2 separate regions of the Homo sapiens genome follow, and region 2 is linked to region 1. Evidence: read pairs that join two places in POLR2A ChIA-PET (ENCODE). Cell type or tissue: A673. All regions are shown on one strand. Each heading gives the region's core, and the rest is flanking DNA. Links, peaks and the distances in the headings are about the cores only.

Evidence for each region. Peaks named below come from ENCODE experiments on the same cell type or tissue, not always from the same donor. Only the 100,000 strongest peaks of a DNase experiment are listed, where the experiment ranks them.
Region 2: POLR2A ChIA-PET joins it to region 1 with 7 read pairs; 2 of 35 experiments call an interaction of 5 or more read pairs at or near these places.

Annotation. Positions count from the first base shown.
Region 1 is chr7:4,527,959-4,534,292 of GRCh38, forward strand. It overlaps LOC105375133 (a long non-coding RNA gene), which reads left to right and starts at 5,786. Exons shown (of 3, transcript XR_926999.3): 1 at 5,786-5,864. In A673, for the core only: no CTCF peak of the experiment used is centred there; no DNase peak of the experiment used is centred there.
Region 2 is chr7:4,718,083-4,723,082 of GRCh38, forward strand. The region is part of intron 1 of FOXK1 (forkhead box K1); the gene reads left to right. It overlaps LOC124901581 (a long non-coding RNA gene), which reads left to right and starts at 4,403. Exons shown (of 2, transcript XR_007060199.1): 1 at 4,403-5,000. In A673, for the core only: no CTCF peak of the experiment used is centred there; no DNase peak of the experiment used is centred there; H3K27ac peaks cover 651 bases.

The DNA of each region.
Region 1 (6,334 bases), core at 581-5,580:
AAGAAAGAAAAACAGGAAAATATATGGTGATCGGAAAAGCAATTATGAAAATAAACCATGGGAAAGTGACGGAAAGTGATAGGGAGTCATTCAGGTTGCTTGGTCAACAGAGGCCCCTCTGAGGAAGCCATGTATGTGCTGAGTTTTGGTTGATGAGAAGAACCATGAGTGTGCAAGGGGTTAACTCAGCAGGTCTTTGTTGTCCAAACCCTGCACATTCCAAAGAAAGAACTGACTCTGACCAGGAGATAACCTTGAAGCCTGTGAAATATCCCACGTGATGAGTGTTTTTTGCATAACTGGGGCAGTGGGCCACAGCAGATAGTTTATGCCAACACTGTGAATGATGGCGAGGGGTCTTAGACCTCTCTGGTTCAGTTTGACCTCTGGAGGGGCTGGAGATTGAATAACTAATGTCAGCCACATGGGCACTCCATGTTTATGTGACTGACCTCAATAAACACTCTGGAAACTGGCCAAGTGCAATGACTCACACCTGCAATCCTAGCGCTTTGGGAATCCGAAGCAGGCAGATTGCTTGAGTCCAAGAGTTCGAGACCAGCCTGGGCAACATAGCAAGACCTCTTCTTGCAAAAGTAAAAATAAAAAACTCTGGGAATTAAAGTTGCATGAGCTTCCGTGGTTCACAATATGCCCTATGTGTCATCACAGTTGGTGCTGTCTGTATGGCTCCACCAGGAGAGGACAACAAAAAGCTTTATCCTGGTGTCCCCTGAACTCTGTCCTATGTGCCTTTTAGTCTTGGCGGTTTTAAACTTTGGGAGGCCAAGGAGTGTGGATCATGAGATCAAGAGATTGAGCCCATTCTGGCCAACATGGCGAAACCCCATCTCTACTAAAAATACAAAAATTAGCTGGGTGTGGTGGCGTGCACCTGTAGTCCCAGCTGCTCGGGAGGCAAAGGCAGGAGAATCACTTGAACCCGGGAGGCTGAGGTTGCAGTGAGCCAAGATCGTGCCACTGTACTCCAGCCTGGCGACAGAGCGAGAGTTCGTCTCAAAAAAAAAAAAAAATCATAACTGTGAGTATAACAGGCTTTTCTGAGTCCTTCTAGCAAGTCATTGAACATGAGAGTGTTCTTGGGGTCCCTGACACAGAGGAACTGGAGGAAGAATGTTCCAGGCAAAGATAATAGCTAGTGCAAAACAAAAAAAAAATGGAGTTGGGAATGCCAATGAGATTTAGACCAAGAACAACCAAGGGGTCTGCCTGAGGTCACATATTGAGGCAGAGGAGAATTGACCCAGAGCTTGGGTCTGCTGAGCCCCACCCAAGGGTTTTACCTGAAGTCCTGAAGTGTCCTGGAATGGTAGGTGGTAGAGATGGCCATTCTACCATCTCTAGGCTTAGGAGTCACTCACAAACATGGTCTCAAATCCTGGATCTACCCTGATTTGCTATATGCGACCCTATATCAGTCTCATTATCGCACTGCTATAAAGAAATACCTGAGACTGGGCAATTTATAAGAAAAGAGGTTTGATCGGCCTGTGGTGCTGCAGTTTGTACAGGAAGCATAGTAGCTTCTGCTTTTGGGGAGGCCTCAATCATGGTGGAAGGCAAAGGGCAAGCAGGCGTCTTACATGGCAGGAGCAGGAGCAAGAGAAAGGGAGAGGAGAGGTGCCATGCGCTTTTAAACAACCAGATCATGCAATAACTGGGTAATTTATAAAGGAAACTCACGATTCCACATGGCTGGGGAGACCTCACAATCATGGTGGAAGACGAAGGAGCACAAAGAGACATCATAGCTGGTGGCCAGCAAAGAGGGAATGAGAACCAAGCAAAAGGGGTTTCCCCTTATAAACCATCAGATCTTGCAAGACTTATTCACTACCATGAGAACAGTAAGGGGGAAACAGTCCCCATGATTCAATCATCTCCCACTGGGTCCCTTCCACAACACATGAGGATTACAGGGGCTACAATTCAAGATGAGATTTGGGTGGGGACACAGCCAAACCATATCAGGAATCATACAATATCTGTCCTTTTGTGTCTGGCTTATTTCACTTAGCATAGTGTCCTTAATGTTTATCCATGTTTTGGCATGTATCAGAATATCATTTCTTTTAATGGCCAACAAATCTTCCATTGCAGGGATAGGCCACATTTTGTTTATACATTCATTCATCAATGGACATAGTAACTTTTTGGTTACTATGAATAATGCTACTGAGAGCATTAGCATACACGTATCTCTTTAAGCTCTTTAAGTTCCTGCTTTTCATTCTTCTGGATATATACCAAAGGTGCAATTGCTGGTGATTTTATGGTAATTCCATGTCCAACTACTTGAGCATGTACCAAATTTCCACAGCAGCTGCAACATTTTCCATTCCCACCAGCAATGCACAAAGTTTCCAATTTCTCCACATCCTTGCCAACAGTTGTTATTTCCCATTGTTTTTAATCATAGCCAGGAGGTGGGTGTGTAGGGGTATCTCATTGTGGTTTTGATTTGCATCTCCCTGGTGAATAACGATTTTTAGCATCTTTTCATGTGCATATTGCCCATTTGTATGACTTTGGAGACACATCTATTCGAATCCTTTGCCCATTTTTTAATTGAGTTGTCCTTTTGTTTTTGTTGCTTTGTAAGAGCTCTGTATACTCTGAATATTACTTGTCCATCAGATAGATGATTTGAAAATATTTTCTCCAATTCTGTAGGCTGTCTTTTCACTCTCTTGATAGTGGTCTTTGATGCAGAAGTTTTTAACTTTGGTGAAGTCCAATGTAGTAATTTTTTCTTTCGATGCTTATACTTTTGGTGTCATATCCAAGAAATCATTGCCTCCCAGCACTTTGGGAGGTCGAGGCAGATAGATCACCTAAGGTCAGGAGTTCAAGACTAGCCTGGCCAAAGTGGTAAAACCCCATCTCCACTAAAAATATAAAAATTAGTCGGGCATGGTGGCATGCACCTGTGGTGCCAGCTACTCAGGAGGATGAGGCAGGAAAATTTCTTGAACCCAGGAGGCCGAGGTTGCAGTGAGCCGAGATCGCACCACGGCAGTCCAACCTGGGTGACAGAGTGAGACTCCACCTCAAAAAAAAAAAAGAAAGAAATTATTGCCAAATCCAACATCATGAAGATTTACCCCTATGTTTTTGATACAGGAACTAGAAAGAAATTATTTAGGCAGATGGTGAGGGTAAGAGAGTCCTTGGTAAAGTTTCATTTTAATAAAAAGCACCCCCCAAATGATATCTTTTCTAACAAAAAGCAGCCTGAAAAATCAAGCTGCAAGCATAGATAAGCAAGCTAAAAGCTTGCATAGGTAAATGCCAGCAGCTGTGCCAATAGAAAAGGAATACTTGGAAGCCAGGTGTATTCAACGTGGAGGTTCCCTCTTCCCTTTTCTTTGTCGCTATGTGTGCAGTAAAAAGCAGGCAACATGGTGCCGGCCAGGTAGAAACCTCATCTGCATAATAAAAGATTAGGGTGGGATGGCTAGCTTCTTCATGCACTATGCAAATGGCACAGCTGATCGGACCAATGTCTTGTGCCGTATGTAAATTAGACACCACCTTCTCAAGCTCATCGATAAAACCCCATGCATTTCCCCATGGAACTGGAAAACCCACTTGGGAGCCAACCTCTCTCTCTGCAGGAGAGAGAGCTTTTCTCTTTTCTCGTTCTTTAGCCTACTAAACCTCTGCTCTTAAACTCACTTCTTGCGTGTCTGTGTCCTTGATTCCCTTGGCGTGAGACGACGAACCTCGGGTATTTACCCCAGACAATGACGTCGCTTCATTGTCTTCCAAGAGTTTCATAGTTTTAGCTCTTAAGTTTATGTAGAAGTTTTTCCCTTTTAAATACTAACTTAAACTATTTTAAACATTTGTAAAAACTATCACAGCTCTGGGTCTAAGGAAACAAGGGTTACGCTCATAAACATTAAGGAGACACGGCTGGGTGCGGTGGCTCACACCTGTAATCCCAGCACTTTGGGAGGCCGAGGAGGGTGGATCATCTGAGGTCATGAGTTCAAGACCAGCCTGGCCAAGAGGGTGAAACCACATCTCTACTAAAAATACAAAAATTAGCTGGGCAGGGTGGTCCATGCCTATAATCCCAGCTACTCAGGAAGCTGAGGCAGGAGAATCACTTGAACCCGTGAGGCAGAGGTTGCAGTGAGCTGAGACTGCACCACTGCACTCCAGCCTGAGTGACAGAGCAAGACTCCATCTCAAAAAAAAAAAAAAAGAGACACTCTGATTACAGTTAGGGGAGCTTTAAAGGGGAAAGGACATACACAAAATCAGGAGTGTTGAGGCTATGCCAAGACAACTGACTTGATTTGGAGCTATTAAAGGCTGGAAGGAGGCCAGGCACAATGGCTCCTGCCTGTAATCCCAGCTCTTGAGGCCAGGGGTTTGAGACCAGCCTGAGCAACATAGCACAACCCGTCTCTACAAAAAAAAAAAAAAAAAAAAAAGTTAAATTGGCCAGTATGGTGGCACATGCCTATAGTCCCAGCTACTTGGAAGGCTGAGGTGGGGGGATCACTTGAGCCCAGGAGTTGGAGGCTGCAATGAGCTATGATCACACCATTGCACTCCAGCTGAGGTGACAATGGGGAAAAAAAAAAAAGACTGGAAGGATAGTAGAGACACCCAAAAGCAAGTCAAGGAGACTTGGTGTCAGACTAGAAAACATCTGCAATGAGAAACCATCACAGAACAATTATTAAAGACAAAACTTCTTAAATAAAAGGCAGTCTGCAATAGAGCCCTGAAGACCCACACTAAGGCAGATAAGTGTCAAGTTAAAATGCTTTAAAGACAAAGACAGATTTCTACTGAATTCCAAGAAAAAAAAAAGAAAAAGAAGGGAAAAGAGGTGTGGATATGAGAGTAATTACGACCTCTGTCACCTGCTAGGCTCTGCAGGAGAGAAAGGCTTTGAAGAAAAACTTCTGCATCAATTTAGTAAAACAGAGATTATCCCTGGATCCTCCCTGAAGACAAAGGGAGCCCATCTTAATCATTGAGTGATCTGGAACAGTTTGTCAACAGAATCCCACAGCTGCAAGATTATTACAGAACAATGAAGATCTGAGAACCAAGAAAATGAAGAAAAAGAGAAAACAATGGTCTTAGTCCATTTTCTGTTGCTCATAACAGAACAACAGAAATGAGTAATTTATTTTATTTTGTGTGTGTGTTTGTTTGTTCGTTTGTTTGTTTTTGAGACAGAGTCTCACTCTGTCGCCTAGGCTGGAGTGCAGTGGCACGATCTTGGCTCACTGCAACGTCTGCCTCCCAGGTTCAAGCGATTCTCCTGCCTCAGCCTCTCGAGTAGCTGGGATTACAGGCACCTGCCACCGTGCCCGGCTAATTTTTGTATTTTTAGTAGAGATGGGATTTCGCCATGTTGGCCAGGCTGGTCTCGAACGCCTGATCTCAAGTGATCCACCCACCTCGGCCTCCCAAAGTGCTGGGATTACAGATGTGAGTCACCGCGGCCGGCCATGAGTAATTTCTTTTAAAAGTGAATCTATTTGTTACAGTTAGGGAAGCTGAGAATTCCAAGGTGGAGGGACCATATCTGGTGAGGGCCTCCTGGCTGTGGGGACTGATATGGTTTGGCTGTGTCCCCACCCAAATCTCATCTTGAACGCCCACATGTTGTGGGAGGGACCCAGTGGGAGGTAATTGAATCATAGAGGCAGGTCTTTCCCGTGCTGTTCTCGTGACAGTGAGTAAGTCTCACGAGATCTGATGGTTTTATAAACGGGAGTTTCCCCACACCGCTCTTCTCTTCTCTGCTGCCGTCTGAGGTGCGCGTTTCACCTTCCGCCGTGATTGTGAGGCCTCCCCAGCCACGTGGAACTGTGAGTCCATTAAACCTCTTTCTTTTGTAAATTGCCCCGTCTGAGGTATGTCTTTATGAGCAGCGTGAAAATGGACTGACACGCAGACTCTCTGCAGAGTCCCGAGACGGCACGGAGGATCACACGGGGAGGGGTCGAGTGTGCTAACTCAGGTCTCTCTTCCTCTTCTAATAAATCCACCCGTCCCGCTCCTGCGCTAACCCATTAATCCATTAATCTGTGAATGGATTCATCTATTCACGAGGGCACTGCCCTCCTGACCCGATCACCTCTTAAAGGCCAACTCTCAATCCTGCCACACTGGGAATTAAGTTTCAACATGAGTTTCGGAGGAGATAAACATTCAAATCATAGCCGAAATCCAAAGAGATTTGAGGAGCAGAAGTTGATTCAAAGGTTAGCAAAGGCCCATATTGATTGTTTCAGAGAATAATCAATCAGAAAGTTAAGCAACGCATCGCCAGAGCTGT
Region 2 (5,000 bases), core at 1-5,000, 190 kb after region 1:
GGACACACTTTCCATTTGGAAACAATCACAGATTCACAAGGAGCAGCAGACGTGTTGCAGAGGTCCCTGCACAGCCCACCAGCCTCCTCCGACGCGTCCATCAGCATCACAGCCGGGAAGTTGGCATCGGTGCGCTGTGTGTGGTTCCGTCATCTCATCCCGTGTGGCTCTGCGACCGCCACCTCGGTCACCACGCAGAGCCATCCCCACCGTGGCGGCCACGCAGCCATTGTAACCCTGGAAACCAGTAAATGCGTCTCCATGGCTGCAGGCCTGTCGTTATGAGAAGGTTTCAGAAGCGGGCTCGTCCGCAGCTCAGGGCCGTCTTTCTGAGTTGTGGGCCTCAGGAGTGGATTCCTTTTTATTGCTGAGATGCCACTGGGTGGAGGTTCCCCTGTTTGTTTGACCCCCTGTCTACTGAAGTACATTAGTTTTTCCATTTTTCGGCCTACTACAAATACAATAGCTGCTGTGAGCAACCATGCTTAGGTTTTGAGCGGACCTAGGTTTCCCTCGTCAGGGTGAGTACCCGGGAGTGCAGTGCCTAAGGCCTGTCCTTGGCATAGGTTTTGTTTTTAAAGCAACTGCCGACCTCGCTTTCAGAGTGGCTGCCATATTTTACCTTCCTTCCACCCATGTATGAGAAGCCCAGTGTCTCTGCAGCCTCACCAGCATTTGCTGTATTTGTTTTAATTTTAGCCATTCTGATAGGTATGTAGCTTTTGTTTTTTTGTTTGTTTGTTTGAGACGGAGTTTCACTCTTGTCACCCAGGCTGGAGTGCAGTGGCACAATCTCGGCTCCCCACAGCCTCCGCCTCCGGGGTTCAAGCGATTCTCCTGCCCCAGCCTCCCGAGTAGTTAGGATTAGAGGGACCCGCCACCACGCCCGGCTAATTTTGTATTTTTAGTAGAGACGGGGTTGCACCATGTTGGTCAGTCTGATCTCGAACTCCCAACCTCAGGTGATCCACCCACCTTGGCCTCCCAAAGTGCTGGGATTACAGGCATGAGCCACCACACCCAACCTTGTTTTTTTTGTTTTTTTTTTGTTTGTTTTGTTTGTTTGTTTTTGAGACAGGGTCTCACTCTGTTGCCCAGCTGGAGTGCGATGGCACAATCATGGCTCACTGCCGCCTTGAACTCCTGGGCTCAAGTGTTCCTCCTGACTCAGCCTCCCGAGTAGCTGGGACTACAAGCGTGCACCACTATGCCTGGCTAATTTTAAAAAAAGATTCTTTTAATAGAGATGAGGTCTTGCTGTGTTGTCCAGGCTGGTTGCAAACTCAGCCTCAAATGATCCTCCCGCCTCTGCCTCCCAACGTGCTGGGATTACAGGTGTGAGCCACGGTGCCTAGGGAGTAGGTAGCTGTCTTAGCTTTGTGTTTCCCTAATAGCTAACTACACTGCACATATTTTTTTGACAGAATCTCACTCCATCACCCAGGCTGGAGTGCAGTGGCGAGACCTTGGCTCACTGCAACCTTTGCCTCCTGGGTTCAAGCAATTCTCCTGCCTCAGCTTCCTGAGTAGCTGGGACTACAGGCACACGCCACCATGCCCATCTAATTTTTGTATTTTTAGTAGAGATGGGGTTTCACCATGTTGGCCAGGCTGGTCTCGAACTCCTGACCTCAGGTGATCCACCCGCTTTGGCCTCTCAAGGTGCTGGGATTACAGGTTTGAGCCACCGCGCCCGGCCTGCATTGAACATCTCTTCATGTGCTTATTTACCATCTGCAGAGCCTCTTCAGTGAAATACCTCCTCGTGTGTTTTGTCCTCGTTCTAATTGAATTGTTTGGTTTTTATACTGAATTTTGAGTTTTTCCTGTATTCTAGATAGGAGTCTCTTCTCCCAGCTTGTGACCTCTTTATCCTCTCATTGGACGCCTGCGCCCATCCAGAGCTTTACGTTTTGATGACGTCCGATGTGTTGAGTTTTTTCTTTTTCTTTTATAGATCCTGTTTTTGGTGTCATGGCTAAGAACTCTTCACCAAGCCCCAGGTCCTGAAGGATTTTTTGAAATTTGAATAGTTTTTCCCTCATTGGTTTCTCCCTGGCTGCCTTGTTTCTGGTTTTCAGAAGCCTGGTTGAGTTTCTTCGGGTTCATCCTGCATGGGGCTCACTCATCTTCAGTCTGTAGGTTTATCATTCTGACCAAATCTGTACATTTTTCAGCCATTATTTCTTTGAGGGTTTTTTGCCTCATCTGCTTTCTGTTCTTCTTCTGGGATTCAGTGACATGCATGGGAGAGCTTTTGTTATGTATGGTCTAGTGTGTCCCTGAGACTCTTAAGATTTGATTTTCAGCCTCTTTTTCTCTGTTGTTCAGGTTGGGTAATCTTTACTGTTTCAGCTTCAAGCTCGCTGATTTCTTTCCTATGGCTTTTTCATTCTGTGTGAGCCCATTCATTGAGGTTTCATTTCAGCTGCTGTACTTTTTAGATGTAAAATTTCCCCTGTGCCTCAGTGGGGATGGGCAGCCTGTGGCCAACTTCGATGCTGGCAGAGCCAGGCCGGGGAGACTCCAGCCTCAGCCCCATCTCTCCCGAGCAGGCAGATGCTTCCTGAGAATTAGGCAGACCTGTTGGAAACTGGCTTTGTATGCTGCGTGCCTAGCTTTTTACTTTTTTTTTTTTTGAGACAGAGTCTCTGTTGCCCAGGGTGGAGTGCAATGGCGCGATCTCGGTGCAGTGGCGCGATCTTGGCTCACTGCAACCTCTACCTCCTGGGTTCAAGCGATTCTCCTGCCTCAGCCTCCTGAGCACCTGGAATTAGAGACATGCACCACCACGCCCACTTAATTTTTGTATTTTTAGTATAGACGGGGATCCATAAAAGAAAAAAAAAACTCAACACACGTGTTAGTCAGGCTGGTCTCGAACTCCTGACCTTATGTGATCCGCCCACCTCGGCCTCCCAAATTTAGCTTTTTACCTAGGTCTTTTTTGTCTTTCAGTTAAGTTTTGTAGTTTTCTCTGCACGGGCCCTCCGTGCCCCGTCCCTTTCTTGCTTTACTCTGTCACTGTTGCCGTAAGTGCTTTCCCGAGTCAGCAGCCTCCCTCTGTGCATCAGGGCCCTGGAGGAGGTTCTCCGTTCAGTCTGCACGCTTGGCTCAATGCAGCAGCTCAGACTGGAGCTTGGATCCTGGACATCGTGGGGGCTTTGCCTGTGTGTGGCAGTGCACAGGGGCCTTGGAAACCCCCCGGAGCTCCCCAGCCTTGAGCTGCCGGCCTAGCCCTGTGTCGCTGCAGCCCATAATGGTGCAACCTTCTGATGACCTTGGTGAGAAGCGACCATTCCCTGCGACCCCCAGCCTGTTTCCTGCAGGTGACAGTGGCTCAGTAAAATGCCTTGAATTCTAATCTCCAGGCGTCGGCTGTCAGTTAACTTCAGAAAGAACTTTTTCTGAAACTTTGAGAATAAGAATAATTCCAGCTCTCCAATGATAAGAGCTCACAGATGGCAGCCTAAGAAGGACTTTTCTCTTTTCTTTTTCTTTTTTTTCTTTTTTTTTTTTTTTTTTTGAGTCAGAGTCTTGTTGTGTCACCCAGGCTGGAGTGCAGTGGTGCGATCTTGGCTCACTGCAACCTCTCCCTCCTGGATTCAAGCAGTTCTTCTGCGTCAGCCTCCCAAGCAGCTGGGATTACAGGCGTGAGACACCACGCCCAGCTAATTCTTGCATTTTTAGTATAGACAGAGTTTCACCGTATTGACCAGGCTGGTCTTGAACTCCTGACCTCATGTGATCCTCCTGCCTCGGCCTCCCAAAGTGCTGAGATTACAGGCGTGAGCCACCACGCCCGGCCTGTTTTCATTTTAATATTTGAGTTTTGTTTTTCCAAATTAGATTTCTCAAATGTAAATGCATCCCTTTCTCGTGCAGGAGTAACGGGGACGCGCACAGCCGTGTTACTTTCTCCCAAAGGAGGCAGCCGGGGTGAGACTGGTGACCCCGCTGCATCCCATACCCTCCACCCATCCCAGCAGCCTCATGCCTGTGGGTGGGACGTGCTAGAGGAGGGGACTTTGGTGGGGCCTTGGGCTCTTGGTCACATCCTGCCCTGATTCAGAAGATGGCGGGGCAGGAGGTGTCTGTGTCTCAGCAGATGCTGGATTTCACGTCCACGGCCGCCTGGAAATAAATGCCAGCACCGTGCAAGCTGGCTTTGCATTCTCTGCCTTTCCCGAGCGTCCCTGCCTCAGATTCCAAAATCTGTTGTTCTAGAAACTCTCTAAGGTTTTACCCAGATTCCCATTGTTGCCTCTTATGTACTTTGGTCGTTCGTATTTCCTAGGCTTAAAACCCATTCTCCTGTGAAGAGGCCTTCCCTGAGATCCTGGCCAGAGGAGGTCCCGTGGCCAAGTGGCAGCGGTGCCGGACATACACGGCAGGGCAGTGGGCTGCTCAGCACCAGTGGCCTCAGCCCAGTGCCAGCGTGCTGGGACGGGTACACTCGTGCCTGTTAACCGCACACCTGCGTGCAGCACGGGCACACTCGTATACAACGGGCACACATGCACGTCAGCCGCACACTCATGCACGTTCATGTGCTGTCTCTAGTGTTTTCTGAGAAACGGGATTTTCCTTGGGTGAAACGAGGAAGTCGTAGGAGACCCACCTCAGATGCTCGGGTGCACATCTGGGGAGAGTCAACCGCCCAGCATGGCTTTTGGCTTTGGGGGATTCCGTTCCTTTGCTGCTGCCTTGGCCACAGGCCTCCACAGCCCTCTGCTGTGTCTGTGCACCTTCTCCATCCCTCTCTCGTTTGGGCTCCGGTTCCCGCAGAATTGGCATCCAGGTGAGGTGCCTGTGGGCAGAGCTGTTGATGGAAGAGGGTGTGGTCAGAGGCAGGGCAGTTATTGTAGGAAGAACCCCCAGGAGCAGGTGGCCGACGCAGGCACCCTCAGATCTGAGATCCAGACAAGAGGCAGCGCTGGGTTCAGATCACCACACAACCTGTATCAGCTTGTGATCCCGAACAAAAACCCGTCTTCCCA